2 separate regions of the Homo sapiens genome follow, and region 2 is linked to region 1. Evidence: chromatin contacts called from ENCODE Hi-C or POLR2A ChIA-PET data. All regions are on one chromosome and are shown on one strand. Each heading gives the region's core, a stretch centred on a gene start or an enhancer-like site at or near the end of the contact. The rest is flanking DNA. Distances are from core to core; before and after follow the strand shown.

The links. A loop is a pair of places that touch in the nucleus more often than their neighbours do. ChIA-PET counts read pairs that join two places held with the same protein, here RNA polymerase II (POLR2A). Pooled maps may share reads with other maps.
Region 2: a loop to region 1 is called in a pooled map, with 1.9 times the contacts of the local background. The contact joins the enhancer-like site here to the promoter of CLN3 in region 1. A Hi-C loop is called at or near these places in 1 of 50 pooled maps. POLR2A ChIA-PET finds 5 or more read pairs at or near these places in 6 of 52 experiments (H1, Panc1, WTC11 and 1 more).

What each region holds. Positions count from the first base shown.
Region 1 is chr16:28,489,821-28,497,335 of GRCh38, forward strand. CLN3 (CLN3 lysosomal/endosomal transmembrane protein, battenin) reads right to left here and starts at 2,254. Exons shown (of 16, transcript NM_001042432.2): 1 at 2,200-2,254; 2 at 1,894-2,015; 3 at 1,662-1,740. The coding sequence starts at 1,939. It overlaps APOBR (apolipoprotein B receptor), which reads left to right and starts at 4,823. Exons shown (of 4, transcript NM_018690.4): 1 at 4,823-4,918; 2 at 5,279-7,515. The coding sequence starts at 4,862. RefSeq lists enhancers at 2,136-2,925, 2,265-2,464.
Region 2 is chr16:28,570,183-28,577,697 of GRCh38, forward strand. The region is part of intron 1 of SGF29 (SAGA complex associated factor 29); the gene reads left to right. Among named protein-coding and RNA genes, the nearest start is that of SGF29, 20 kb to the left of the region's middle. Within about 2 kb of position 3,160, at least 7 of the 41 ENCODE cell types and tissues checked have a DNase peak (open chromatin) inside an H3K27ac peak, as active enhancers do.

The DNA of each region.
Region 1 (7,515 bases), core at 1,004-3,503:
CCGAGGCGGGCGGATCGCCTGAGGTCAGGAGTTCGAGACCAGCCTGAGCAATATGGAGAAACCCCGTCTCTACTAAAAAATACAAAATTAGCTGGGCGAAGTTGCACATGCCTGTAATCCTAGCTACTCAGGAGGCTGAGGCAGGAGAACCACTTGAACCCGAAAGGCGGAGGTTGCAGTAAGCCGAGATTGTGCCATTGCACTCCAGCCTGGGCTACAAGAGCGAGACTCTATCTCAAAAAAAAAAAAAAAAAAGGAGAGTGGTCACAGAGAGTTTCTGGGAGAGGCCTTGGAGGCTGGAAGTGAATCCAAGTCTGTGATCCCAAAGCCCCTATGTCAGGGCGGGGCACGGTGGCTCACGCCTGTAATCCCAGCACTTTGGGAAGTGGAGGCAAGCGGATCACCTAAGGTCAGGAGTTCTAGACCAGCCTGACCAACATGGTGAAATCCTGTCTTTACTAAAAATACAAAAAATTAGCTGTGTCTGGTGGCACGCACCTGTAATCCCAGCTACTCGGGGAGCTGAGACAGGAGAATAGCTTGAACCTTGGAGGTGGAGGTTTCAGTGAGCCGAGATTGTGCCACTGCTCTCCAGCCTGGGTGATAGAGTGAGACTCTGTCTCAAAAATAAAATAAAATTAAAAAAAAAAAAAAAAAAAGCTGGGCGCGGTGGCTCACACCTGTAATCCCAGCACTTTGGGAGGCCGAGGCGGGCGGATCACGAGGTCAGGAGATCGAGACCATCCTGGATAACGCGGTGAAACCCCATCTCTACTAAAAATACAAAAAAATAGCCGGGCGTGGTGGCAGGCGCCTGTAGTCTCAGCTACTCCGGAGGCTGAGGCAAAAGAATGGTGTGAACCTGGGAGGCGGAGTTTGCAGTGAGCCGAGATTGCGCCACTGCACTCCAGCCTGGAGGACAGAGAGAGACTCCGTCTCAAAAAAAAAAAAAAAAAAAAAGGTTCAGGCCCGGCATGGTGGCTCATGCTTGTAATCTCAGCACTTTGGAAGGTTGAGGTAGGAGGATCACTTGAGGCCACGAGTTTGAGACCAGCCCAGGTCCCATAGTGAGACCCCCATCTCTATAAAAAAATATAAAAATTAGGCAGATGCGGTGGTGCACACCTGTAGCCACACCTACTTGGAGGCTGAGGTGGGAGAATCACTTGAGCCCAGGAGTTCCAGGCTGCAGGGAGCTGTGATTGCACTACTGCATTCCAACCTGGGAAACAGAGCAAGACCCTGTCTCAAAAAGAAAAAAAAATAAGATAAAATAAAATAAATTAAAAAAATAAAAAAGTTTTAGTAGTGATGCATTTATTTAAACGTTCACTAGGAAAACGCTGGTTTTCCAAGTGGAGTCGTGATTTAAAGTTTTCTTTTTAAAAATATGTGCACTAAAAAACGTTAAGGCTGAATTGGCTGGAAGAAAAAAGTAAATAATCCTACAGGTGGTAGGTATGAGGATCTTGCTAAATCCGGAAGGTGATAAGGAGTGAAGTTTGGAAATTTTACATGCTGCCCCTGGGGCAAACCAGTGGATTCAGTAAATATTTGTGGGTTCAGCTCCTTTGCGCAGCTTAACTCTTTCTTCCCCCTTTCCTCCGGTCACTTCCCTCTTCTCATGCCATTGTCACTCGCTGAAGTCTCAGGCCACTCACCAGAAGCCCACCGCGTTCTTCCAATGCGCGCCCTGATGGTCCAACAGAGGGAGCCGGGGCTCCGGGACGGTCTCCTCCCCTGGGAGAGCGAGAAGAGGGCATGACCCCCACCTACTCTCAGGTGCACGACCGCTCCTTGCGTGTCCTCCCGGGGCCGAGTCAGCTCTCATTCCCCTCAGGTGGGCTGCGAGCCAGAGGTGGTCGTTCCATGAGGGTGGGCGGGAATACTCACCCTCGGAATCCGAAAAGCGCCGCCGCGAGCCTGCACAGCCTCCCATCGCATCAAGTTCAGGTCCCCCGAGGGTCCAGGGTCATAGAGTGTCCAAAGGGGGCTCCCACGGGAGGGATGAGGGTCTGCGACAGGTGACAAGGATCAACGCCCGATTGCCGGTCCCAGCTCCGGCTTGTCTAGGGCACTCGCGCCCCGCGATCCATCAAGGAAGCTGGGGGCTCCATCTCGAGCGCCCTACGACCCACCACGCCCCACCCATCGTACTCTCCCCCGCCCCGTCTACAGCAGGGACCCTGAGGCCTGTACCTTTAAGAGCAGCAGAATGTTCTGCACTATGCAGAGGCCGTTTGTCGGATCACGTGACAGCACCCGCGTGTTCCCCCATCACGTGCTCAGAGGTTTTCCCTACTTCCGGGTCCTCTCTGTCTTCGCTTTGGGCCTTCTCGGCTTCGGAGCGTGAAAAAGGGAGGGGCTGGAGAACCCTGGAACCGCAGGTTTTAAACTGGAGCGGGTGGGAGCAGCAAGCAGAGCCGTGACCTTAGATCAGTGGCGCCCAAGACCGAGACAGTAGCCTGCCAGCACCAGTTATGACTGTGGGAGGCTTCAGCTCCTTTCCTTCAGCACTCACTTGCCAGAAACAAATATGGCCACCTGCCTACTCCCTTTTTTTTTTTTTTTTTTTTGAGGCAGGACTGTTTCTGGTTGCGAACAAAGACGACCAGCTTCAGGTCATTCTTATCCCCATCTGTTGACCTTACAAATTGTTTTAGAGACCTAAGTAAACATAACACTCATCTAAAGGGATTTCGTGAATGATCTATTGGCAGTATCCAAGATGTTAAGAGATCCCTATTTCCAAATTATCCTAGAACCAAAAAATATCACAGCACTTCAACCCCTGGTGTTACAGATGAGAAAACCAAGGTACAAATATATATATATATATATATAACAAAATTAGCCGGGCATGGTGGCGCATTCCTGTAGTCACAGGTACCTTGGAAGCTGAGGTGGGAGGATCACTTGTGCCCAGGAGGTTGAAGCTACAGTGAGCTATGATCACGCCACTGCACTCCAGCCTGGGTGACAGAGTGAGATCCTGTCTCAAAAAAAGAAAAAGTAAAAAATAAAATAAAAAAAATATATGTATATGAAAAAAATTGGAAAGTTGCTGACAATCATTCATACAATGTTAGACCTAAAGGTGACCTTAGAGACCTGTATGGTGATAAGAAATAGAGCACCAGAGGCAGGGAGCCATTGGGTTGGCTCCAGGCTGCTGCAGGATTCCTGCCTCCATCAAAGGTGGTGCTTAGACCAGATTTTTTTTTTTTTTTTGACAGGGTTTTGCTCTGTTGCCCAGGCTGGAGTGCAGTGGCAGGATCTTGGTTTGCTGCAACCTTGACCTCCCAGGCTCAGGTGATCCTCCCACCTCAGCCTCCCGAGTAGCTGGGACAGCAGGTGCGCACCACTGTGCCCAGCTAATTTTTGTGTTTTTTGTAGAGACTGGATTTTGCCACGTTGCCCAGGGTGGCCTCAAACTCCTGAGCTCAAGCAATCCACCTGCCTTGGCTTCCCAAAGTGCTAGGACTACAGGCGTGAGCCACTGCACCTGGCCAGACTAAATGATTTTAAGGCCTAAGATTCTGATGCTGTGATTTCATAGAATTGCCCTAATTGGAATAGGAAAGTGGGGCTGGGGAGGGGAGAAGGAGGGTATGGGGAAGAGAAGTAGAGCAAGGTCACTTTATGTAGTTCCAAATAAGGAATCATACCCTTACCTTCTTCTAGGTGGAAAGCGGCATCCTGCATTCTCTTCTTGTCCTTGGCCTCATCTCTGCTATGGGCTGTGCCACCTCTATATGCTCTTTCTCACCACCAGGCCTTCAGAATGCAGTTGGAAATGTGCCCTCTCGTCTGGGTGTGGTGGCTCATGCCTGTCATCCCAGCACTTTGGGAGGCCAAGGTGGGCAGATCACCTGAGGTCAGGAGTTCGAAACCAGCCTGGCTAACATGGTGAAACCCTGTCTCTACTAAAGATACAAAAATTAACCAGGTGTGGTGGCACGCACCTGTAATCCCAGCTACTCGGGAGGCTGAGGCAGGAGAATCACTTGAACCCAGGAGGCAGAGGTTGCAGTGAGCTGAGACTGCGCCACTACACTCCAGCCTGGGTGACAGAGTGAGACTGTCTCAAAAAAAAAAAGAAAAGAAAAGAAAAGAAATGTGCCCTCTCTAGTGTGCCTCCCAGGTCACTCAGCTGATGGAAAATGGAATCCTACTAACGTGCAGGGCTCTAGAAATTCAGCAGCGTTTCATACATGGCATCTGCCATCAAGGAAGTCACAGGAAGGTGGGAGGCAGACACAGATATCCACAATATAAAGTTTAGCCAAGTTCTTTTTTGCAAGCCTAATCATAGGTGAGGGGATGCACCCCAGAGCCACCAATCCGGCCCCTTCCGCCCCTGGGGGAAGCATTAATGACGCCGAAATGTGTCAGAGCTCCCACCAGCCCCCTCTTCACTGCTACTCTTTCTTCCCAGGCAAAACAGGAACCACAAACCCCAGCTTCCTCTTGCAGAGTGGCTGTGGCTTGTAGGGGAGGCAGAAATGGCTGAGGTGCGGATACGAGACCTGAGTCACTTGAGCTGCTGTTGCCACATGTCCCCTCCCTCTCCCCCTCCCCAGTTCTAAGGTCTCCTGCTCCCACTTTGTCCTTTCTGGCCTCTTGCTTGTCCTTTATTTCCAAATGTGCACCTGAGTCCCCTGTGTGATGTACACCCATTTCCCGGGCTGCAGTGGGGGCTACTGTGGGCATCAGGGGCCGTGGGCAGGGCCTGGGGTGGGGACGCATCAGGGAGACAGGGGAAGAGGAAGTGCCTTTGGTCCTGGGGAAGGTTGGCTTGTCTTGGTGGGTGGGGACGGTCATTATCAGCTTTCTGGACACACAGACAGAGACAGACAGGATGGACTTCCTCCGGCTATACCTCCCTGGGCTGCACCAGGCCTTGAGGGGGGCACTGGTGAGAAGGGCAGACAGCTGCCAGATACTTGCACCCCATTCCCTGGGGCCTCACTTCCGGGCACCTCCCCTGGGGCCTCACCTTTCCCCTCCTCCTTCTGATCTCCTCAAACTGGAGATTGCTTTCTCAGGTTCAGGCAGACTCCTGGCCTAATATTTTCTGAATTTCAGTCCCCACCTCCAACCATGCGTCCTCGTACCCCTAATCGATGCCCCTTCTGGCTCCTTCTGCAAATCCTCTTCTTCTCCTTTCAGATCCCAGTACCCTCTTCCTTAACCTGGGCTCCTCCAGCCAGGGCCCCCAGGGAAAGGGCTGGGACTCTCCTCAATGACTCTCCCCTCTCTCTCTCTTTTTTCCTAGGATTCCCTCGGCACCTTTGTCTCCTACCTCCTGGGAGATGCAGTCCCCACTGTAGAGCGGGAGGCGCAGGCGGCTGAGGAACTGGGGGTGGTGGCGGTGGGAAAGACAGGGAAGATTGTAGAGGAGGAAGCCCAGGAGGACCTGGAGGGCCTTAGAGGCAGCCAAAACGAGGGGGCTGGAAGGCTGAGAGGGCCTGGAGATGACAGAAGACATGAAGTGGGGAGCTCAGCTGTAGAACAGACCTGGGGCTGGGGAGATGGCAGCTCCCATGGGTCCCAAGCAGAGAGGCAGGACAGTGGGGCTGGGGAGACAGCCAAGGCTGCCAGGTGCCAGGAGCCAAGCGCCCACTTGGAGGCCAGAAAGAAATCCAAGGCAGGGTCTGGGGCTTGCCAAGACAGGAGCGGCCAAGCCCAGGAGAGGCAGGAGTCCCATGAGCAGGAAGTGAACAGAGAAGAGAGGCTGAGAAGCTGGGAACAGGAGGAGGAGGAGGAAGAGGTCAGGGCAAGAGAGCCAGGGATGGCCAGAGGGGCGGAGTCAGAGTGGACCTGGCATGGGGAGACGGAGGGGAAGGCTGGTGCTGTTGGGCCAAAGGCGGCAGGGGACAACCGGGAGATGGAGCAGGGGGTCAGGGAGGCAGATGCAGGGGAAACTGAGGAGCCTGGGGCCGAAGGGGCTGGGAAAGGAGAAGAGGTGGTAGTGGTGGAGAAGGCCTGTGAAAGCACTAGGGCATGGGGGACGTGGGGCCCAGGGGCAGAGCCTGAGGACTGGGGAATCTTAGGCAGAGAGGAGGCCAGGACAACCCCAGGTAGGGAAGAGGCCAGGGCAATTTTAGATGGGGAGGAAGCCAGGACAATCTCAGGCGGGGAGGAGGCTGAGACAGCCTCAGGCGGGGAGGAGGCTGAAACAGCCTCAGGCGGGGAGGAGGCCGGGACAGCCTCGGGAGGGGAGGAGGCCGGGATAGCCTCAGGCGGGGAGGCTGGGACAGCCTCAGGAGGGGAGGAGGCCGGGACAGCCTCAGGAGGGGAGGAGGCCGGGACAGCCTCAGGAGGGGACGAGGCCTGGACAACCTCAGGCAAAGAGGAGGCTGACCTGCTGGGAGTCAGACAGACAGAATATGGAGCAGTCCCAGGAGAAAGGCTCCTAGAGGCTACTGGAAAAGTCTGGGTCCTAGAGGAGGAGGGGGATGAGGAGAGAGAGGCTGAGGTGAGCCCTTTCCCCAAACAGCCCCAGGTCCTGGGCACTGAAAGAACAGAAGAGGCTGCTGAGAGCCAGACCGCAGGGAGGGAAGCTGTGGGAGGCCAGGAGGCAGGGGAGAGCTTTGAGGGCCAGGTAGACCTGCGTGGTAAGGAGGCTGAGATGAGGCAGGACTTGGGGATCAGGGCCGACCGGGCCAGGATGGAAGAGCTGGTACAGGCAGAGGAGGCCCAGGAGGAGAGAGGGAGCAGCAGGGATCCAGTGGCTGAGCTGCCCTCAGATGGAGAGGCTGAAGGCACTGCCGACTTGGAGGCAACTCCAGAGGCCAGGCCTGAGGAGGAGCTCACAGGGGAGGAGAGTGAGGCGGCCCAGACTAGCTGTGGCCTACTGGGCGTGGAATGGGGTGGCCTCACACACAGCGTCACCAAAGGCCAAGGACCTGAGCTGATGGGGGGCGCCCAGACCCCAACTAAGCAACCCGAGGAAAGGGAGGCAGGGGAGGTGGAGCTCATGGGAGTTCTGGCCCTGAGCAAAGAGGAGCAGGAGAGGAGCCTGGAGGCAGGTCCCAGGCACGCGGGGTCTGTAAAGCCTGAGGCCTCCGAGGCCTTCCCAGGAGCCTGGGAAAACCGCACGAGAAAGGACATGGAGAGAGGAAATACTCAGGAGGATGCGGCCGATGGCGAGCAGCGGGAGGAGGAGGAGACTGCGGGAGGCCAGACCCTGGCGGCTGAGGCTGAAGGAGACCGAGAGTCTGAACTATCAGAAGTCCCAGAGGCAGGCGGGGAGGGGCTGACAACCCAGGACGCGGGATGTGGAACTGAGGAGGGAGAGGCATCTGTCTCAGAGAACCAGGAGCTGGACGGAAGCACAGGGGCAGACGCAGGGCCTTGCCCGTCACTGGGAGAGGCCTATGCCAGAGAAACTGAGGATGAGGAGGCGGAGGCTGACAGAACATCCAGAAGAGGCTGGAGGCTGCAAGCGGTGGCTGTGGGCCTCCCGGACCGTGAGGATGCACAGACTGGCTCTGTGGCTGCTGGGATTAT
Region 2 (7,515 bases), core at 1,910-4,409, 81 kb after region 1:
CTGTTGCATGGGCTGTGCCCAGCAAACCTGTACAGGCAGGGCTGCCCAGAGCCCAGCAACATGTCCCTGCCAGTGTGTCCAGAAGGTAGGAGGACATAGAGTTGAAGAAGGTTGTTCAGAAACCTTGAGATTGAATGGGGTTTGCTCTGTTGGGTTTTGGACTTACCTGGGACCTATTACCCCTTTCTTCTTTGTTGTTTCTCTCTTTTAGAATGTCTGTCCTATGCCTGTCCCACCGTTGTATTTTACAAGCACATAACACGTTTGATTTCACAGGCTCACAGATGGTGGGGAATTTGCCCCAGGATGAATTGTACTTTGAGTCTCACCCATACCTGATTGATTGATTGATTTTTTTAAATTTTATTTATTTATTTATTTATTTATTTATTTATTTATTTATTTATTTAGCGAGAGAGTGAGCCTCACTCTGTCACCCAGGCTGGAGTGCACTGGTGGGATCTCGGCTCACTGCAACCTCTGCCTCCCAGGTTTAAGTGATTCTCCTGCCTCAGCTTCCTGAGTAGCTGAATTACAGGTGCCTGCCATCATGCCCAGCTAATTTTTGTATTTTTAGTAGAGACAGGGTTTCACCATGTTGGCCAGGCTGGTCTTGAACTCCTGACCTCAAGTGATTCGCCCACCTTGGTTTCCCAGAGTGTGGGATTACAGGCATGATACACCACACCCAGCCACCCATATCTGATTTAGATGATAGATGAGACTCTGGACTTTAGACTTTTGAGTTGATGCTAGAATGAGTTTCTATTTGGGGCCATTGGGGTGGACTGAATGTATTTTGCAAGTAAAAAGGACATGACTTTTGGGGGTTCAGGAGCCAAATGCTGTGGTCTGAGTGTTTGTGTTCCCCTAAAATTCATATGTTGAAACTTGATCCCCAACATGGTGGGGCCTTTGGGAAGTGATTAGGCTGTGAGGATTCCACTCTCAAGAATGGGGTTAGCGCCCTTATGAAAGAGGCCTGAGGGACTTGTGTTGCCCCTTCTGCCATGTTGAGAATGCAGTGAGAAGGCACCATCTTTGAAGCGGAGAGCGATGCCGAATCTACTGGGGCCTGGATCTTGTACTTTCCGGCCTTCAGAACTGTGAGCAATAAATTTCTGTTGTTGGCCAGGCATGGTGGCTCACGCCTGTAATCTCAGCACATTGGGAAGCCGAGGCAGGTGGATCACCTGAGGTCAGGAGTTCGAGACCAGCCTGGCCAACAAAGCAAAACCCCGTCTCTACTAAAAATACAAAATTAGCTGGGCGTGGTGGCAGACACCTGTAATCCCAGCTACTTGGGAGGTTGAGGCAGGAGAATCGCTTGAACCAGGGAGGTGGAAGTTTCAGTGAGCCAAGATCACGCCACTGCACTCCAGCCTGGCGACAGAACTAGACTCCGCCTTAAAAAAAAAAAAAAAAAAGATTCTGAATCTTTGGGAAGCCCTCTGGGCTGGGGATCGATTTGGGAGTCAGTACCATGTGGTTCATAGTTGACGCGGTAGCTTGCAGAAGCCAAGGAAAGCCTACGCTTTCAAAAAAAGTTTGGAAGAGTCAATGTAAGGAAATCCAAAGTGGACCTAACTGTGGAGATGGGGGTCAGGGAAGGAGAGAGCTGGGGTGTGAAGTAGTGAAAATTAGAAAAGTGCCTGCTAAGTCCCTGACGCTACTAATGAGTGGTGATTGATTGATGAAAGCAGAGATTTCCGTTCTTGCCTGAGAGCTTCTAGTCTGTTGGGGAAGAAAAGATACACCAATAGCAGCTGGCTAGAAGGCCAGTTTCTTCTTTTTTTATTTTTATTTTTATTTTTTGAGACGGAGTCTCGCACTGTTGCCCGGACTGGAGTGCAGTGGCACAATCTCGGCTCACTGCAAGCTCTGCCTCCCGGGTTCACGCCATTCTGCCTCAGCCTCCCGAGTAGCTGGGACCACAGGCACCCACCACCACGCCCGGCTAATTTTTAGTATTTTTAGTGGAGATGGGGTTTCACTGTGTTAGCCAGGATTGTCTCAATCTCCTGACCTTGTGATCCACCTGCCTCAGCCTCCCTAAGTGCTGGGATTACAGGCGTGAGCCACTGCGCCCGGCCCTTTTGTATTTTTCTTGAGACGGAGCTCTTGTTGCCCAGGCTGGAGTGCAGTGGCACGATCTCGGCTCACTGCAACATCCGCCTGCTGGGTTCAAGCAGCTCTCCTGCCTCAGCCTCCGAGTAGCTGGGATTACAGGCACCGGCCACCACGCCTGGCTAACTTTTGTATTTTCAGTAGATACAGGGTTTCACCATGTTGGCCAGGCTGGTCTCAAACTCCTGACCTCAGGTAATCCGCCTGCCTCGGCTTCCCAAAGTGCTGGTATTACAGGCGTGAGCCACTGCGCCCGGTAGAAGGCCAGTTTCTAAAGGCGTGTTGCAGAGTCCATGTCAGTTCTAGGAAGAATCAAGCAAGAGAAAAGTGTGCTTCTTTAGGACTGGTCAGGCAAGCGCAGCCTTGAGCCAGAAGGGAAAGGGCTTTGCAGGTAGGAGTGGGCAGGCAGCAAGATCGTGTGTCTGAGACAGTGTAGAGGGAACAGGCCAGAAGGAATGTCAGCTGAGCCGGGGAGGTGTCGCTGGGTATGATCCAGTGCTAGAGCCTGTCTCTCGCTGCGCCTGCCTCCTCTCACACAGCCCCCTCTTCTGTCCCTGGCTTCTCAGCATGAAACTCCCCCCAGCCACGTGTTCACATTCCTCCGTGTCACTTTCCTCCATTCAGCACCCCCCATACCCCTTCTTGCTCGCTGGCCTCCCAGCTGTACTCCCAGACAGAGTAACCTACATTTGCTTCCTGCATTTGCCTCCCCCTCCTGTGTGTTGGCTTCTGTCTCTTCCACGGAAAATGTTTTCCCCAAGGTCCTCAGTGACTTCCTCAGCTTTGGGAGACCCCTCTGAGTCCTCTTCTGTGGCATTTGGTGCTGTTTATCATCCCTTCTGTGACTTTCTTTTGACGGATGTACAGATTGGGAGATGGCACTACACAGCTGGGAAGTGGGGGTGAGGACCTGGGGGGGTGTAAGAGATAGCCAGGCTCCAGCCCAGAGGAGGAGCTGGAGGTGGGTGGCCGGCGAACTGCCAGGAGGGAGGCCCTGAAGCCAGAGGAGAAGGGAGTAGCATCATGTCAAGATCAGTAGGCCACATCGGAAGCAGCAGAGAGGGCCCTCACGCTTCCCCTGCAGGGGCTGTTGACTCTCTTGATGAGAGACTGATGAGGACAGAGCTAGAGAAGTGGGTTGGAAAGTGAAGTGGGGACAAGGAAGCAGCACCGGATCCCTGCACAATTTAGGGAAGAAGTTTTGCCGTGAAGAGGAACAGAGGTGGGGGCCTCTAAAGGGGTTTGGAAGCTCTTTTGTGTTTTTTCAGGATGAACTCTCCTCAATCATGCTTGTTCACTGGTAGAGGAGAAAGGATTCGCTGACAGTCGGAGGGGAGATGGAGTTCAGAACACAAATGAAGACTGTTTTTCCCTCTTTAGGGTGAAGGCAGAGGTGACAGGCATTGCTATACAGAGCTTGTAGTTTTGATGGTGGGCATAAAGTCTCTGGCTTCCCTTCCGAGTGAAGTAGGAACCTCAGATATCAGCTAATAGGACCCAGGCCTGGGTCTGAGGGCAGTATCAAGGATATTGAGGAGAGAGGAGGTTTGAAGTGTGCTAAGGGAAGGCTAACCAGATGACTTGGCCACGTGGTTGCAGCACCTCTCGCTGTTTGTGACAGTGCTGTGTAAAGTAAAACCCCCTGTCCAGTGGTGGGGCTGTTAATAGGGCTCAGGTGCGGGCATGTGCAAGGCGGGCCATTGGTTTTGTTACGGGTGGAAGGTATCTGAGTTACCAGCAGCAAATCTGTACGGGTTTGCAGCAATCTCACTTCTTGCCTGTTAAGAATTCGACTTGGGCACAAGGCAGGAAAAGACCGAGGCAAGTTTCAGAGCAGGAGTGGAAGTTCATTAAGAAGCTTTGGAACAGGAAAGAAAGGAGAAGTACACTTGAAGGAGACCCACGTGGGTGCTGAGGTCCAGTGCGGTGTTTAACCTTGATCCTAGGACATTCTAGGACCAAGGCTGGCCCTTTTCCCATGATTCTTCCCTCACGGCGAGCTGCCCGCATGCACAGTGTGCTCCTTACCCTTGGGAGGTGGGCACATACACAGTGTGTAGGAAGTTGTACGGATGCCCATCTGAGGCTTTCTTCACTGTTCTGGTGATGTGCCCTGGGAGGCCATGCTCTGCCATTTGGTCTCTTAATGTGCATGCTCAGGAAGGTGCGTCTCCTTGGTGTCTGCATTCAATTAACACTTCAGTGCATCAAGTGTGGACCGTCAGGAAATGGCCTCTCCCTGGCACCTAGTGGGTGGGGGAGAGCCCTCTCCTGCCCTGCTCCTGCCTGTCCAACTCCCTATAACAGTTTCAGCCAGGATTCCTGCTTTAGCAGGAGAGAATAACCCTTTCTATGCCAAGCCACACCTTCCCTGATCTGGCCACTGAGCTTGCATCTTCTGTCCACACCTTCACTTTCTTTGTTATGGCTCACTGGGGTTCTTTCCTTTTTCCTCACTTAGCAGATAGTCTCTAGCCTCATCAGTTCCCAAGACTTTAGCAACAGCCTGCATGCTGATCATGCTCAGATTTATCCACTTCCAATCTGTGATCTAAACTCCACTTTTATTCTTTTGTGTGGTTTTAACTAATGCAACTAGGGAGACTAAAGCAACTTCATCCTGTATTCTAATTCACCGTGTTCACTTCTGATTAATTCCAGTTCTGGAAAGGACTCCAAGATTTCCAGTTTGTCTATTGTTCCTTGTGTAAGAGTACATACTTACCATAAATCCTGCCATGGGGTCACACCATCTTGATGTTATCATACTTCAGTTGTCCAGTGCATCCCTTCTGAACCACCCTTTCCCTATGGTATACAAGCCCTGGGGGTACTGGCACCAGGATCCACCATCTGGCTTCACCACCACCTGAGACACAGATGTAGCTTCTGTTCCTAGGTCTCTAAATGTTTCTAAGGGGATATGTTCTTCTCTATATGACAATGCATTGTGTAAAGCTGTGGTGGTAAAAACAGTGTCGTACATGTGGGACAACACAGATCAATATCACAAGCAGCTAAAAGAAAAAGAAATTGGTCTTCATAAAAATTAAAAACATGTGCTTCCAAGGACACAACTCAAGACAACTGGCTGGACACGGTGGCTCACACCTATAAGCCCAGCACTTTGGGAGGCCAAGGCGGGTGGATCACTTGAGGTTGAGAGTTTGAGACCAGCCTGGTCAACATGGTGAAACCCTGTCTCTACTAAAAGAAATACAAAAATTAGCTGGGCTTTGTGGTGCGTGCCTTGTAATCCCAGCTACTCAGGAGGCTGAGGCAGGAAAATTGCTTGAAGCCGGGAGGCAGAGGTTGCAGTGAGCTGAGATTGAGTCACTGCACTCCAGCTTGGGTGGCAGAGTGAGACTCCGTCTCAAAACAAACAAGCAAACAAAAAAGACAAATAACCAAACTTTAAAATGGTAATATATACAGATGGCCAACAGCATATGAAAAGATACTCAATGCCATTAACCGTTAGGGACACACAAATCAAAACCACAATGAGACTCTACTTCAGACTCACTAGGATGGCTGTAATCAAAAAGAGAGAGGCCAGGCATGGTGGCTCACACGTGTAATCCCAGCATTTTGGGAGGCCAAGGCAGGAGGATTGGTTGAGCTCAGGAATTCGACACCAGCCTGGGCAACATAGTGTGACCCTGCCTCTGCCAAAAATAAAAATGACAGAGAGAGACAATAGCATGTGTTGGCGCAAATGCAGAGTGGGAATGCACATTGCAGGTGGGAATGTAAAATGGTCACCCAGTTGGAAACAGCATGCAGCTCCTCAGAAGGTTAAACAGAGTTTATGTTTAATACACTTATTAAGATAAACATAGTGTAAATACGTTAAAAAAAACACATTATTAATTCTCATAGATATGTACCCAGAAATGAAAACATGTCATGAATACAAAGAAGGAAACAACAGACACTGGGCGGGGAGGGTAGGAGGAGGGAGAAGCGGGAAAGATAACCATCGGGTACTGGGCATAATACCTGGGTGATGAAATTATCTGTACAACAGACCCCCATGACACATATTTACCTATGCAACAAACCTTCACATGTATCCCCAAAACCTAAAATTAAAATTAAAAAAGAAGGGCCGGGCGCAGTGGCTCACACCTGTAATCCCAGCACTTTGGGAGGTCAAGGCAGGTGGATCACCTAAGGTCAGGAGTTTGAGACCAGCCTGGCCAACGTGGTGAAACCCCATCTCTACTAAAAATACAAAAAGTAGCCAGCGTGGTGATGGGTGCCTGTAATCCCAGCTACTTGGGAGGCTGAGGCAGGAGAATTGCTTGAACGAGAGAGGCAGAGATTGCAGTGAGCCGAGATCACACCACTGCACTCCAAGTTGGGCAACAAGGCTAGAATCTGTCCCAAAAAAGAAAAACAAAGAAAACGTGCCCACACAAAAACCTGTACACAACGCTCATAGCAGCATTATTCATAATAGCCAAAAAAATAGACGTAACCCAATGTCCATCAGTTCATGAACTGACATGTAAAATATGATATAGCAAAACAATGGAGTTATTCAGCAATAAAAGCACAGGCCTGGCATGGTGGCTCACGCCTGTAATCCCAGCACTTTGGGAGGCTGAGGCAGGTGGATCACCCGAGGTCAGGCGTATCACCCAAGGTCAGACATTCGAGACCGGCCTGGCTAACATGTCGAAACCCCGTCTCTACTAAGAATACAGAAATTAGCCGGGCGTGGTGGTGGGCGCCTATAGTCCCAGCTACTTGGGAGGCAGGAGAAACACTTGAACCCGGGAGGCGGAGGTTGCAGTGAGCCAACATCGTGCCATTGCACTCCAGCCTCGGTGACACAGCGAGACTCTGTCTCATTAAAAAAGAAAAAAAAAAGTGCAGACTACATAAATCTAAAGAGACAGAAAGTAAATTAATATTTGCCTGGGGGTGGGGTGGCCATGTACCATGTATTTAAAGTGTGCAATTCATTGGTTTTTAGTATATTCAGAGTTGTGCAACCATCAGCACAATTTTAGAACATTTTCAACACCTGGCCAAAAAAAAAAAACAAAAAAACCCATACTCATTAATAGTCGCTGTCCTTTCTCTCCCAACCCTTCCCCACCCAGCTTTCTATGGATTCGGCTATTCTGGATATTTCACGTAAATGGAAACACAATTATGTGGTCTTCTGTGATTGCAGCTTCTTTCACTTAGCATAATGTTTTCAAGGTTCATCCATGTCATAGCGTGTCTCAGTACTTCATTTCTTTTTACTGTCAAGTAATATTCCACTGTATGGATAATATCACACTTTATGCATTCGTGTAGTTTCTCTACCTCCTTCCCAACTCTTGTCTCTTTTTTATTGTAGGTGTGAAGTGGTGTCTTCAGTAGTTTTGA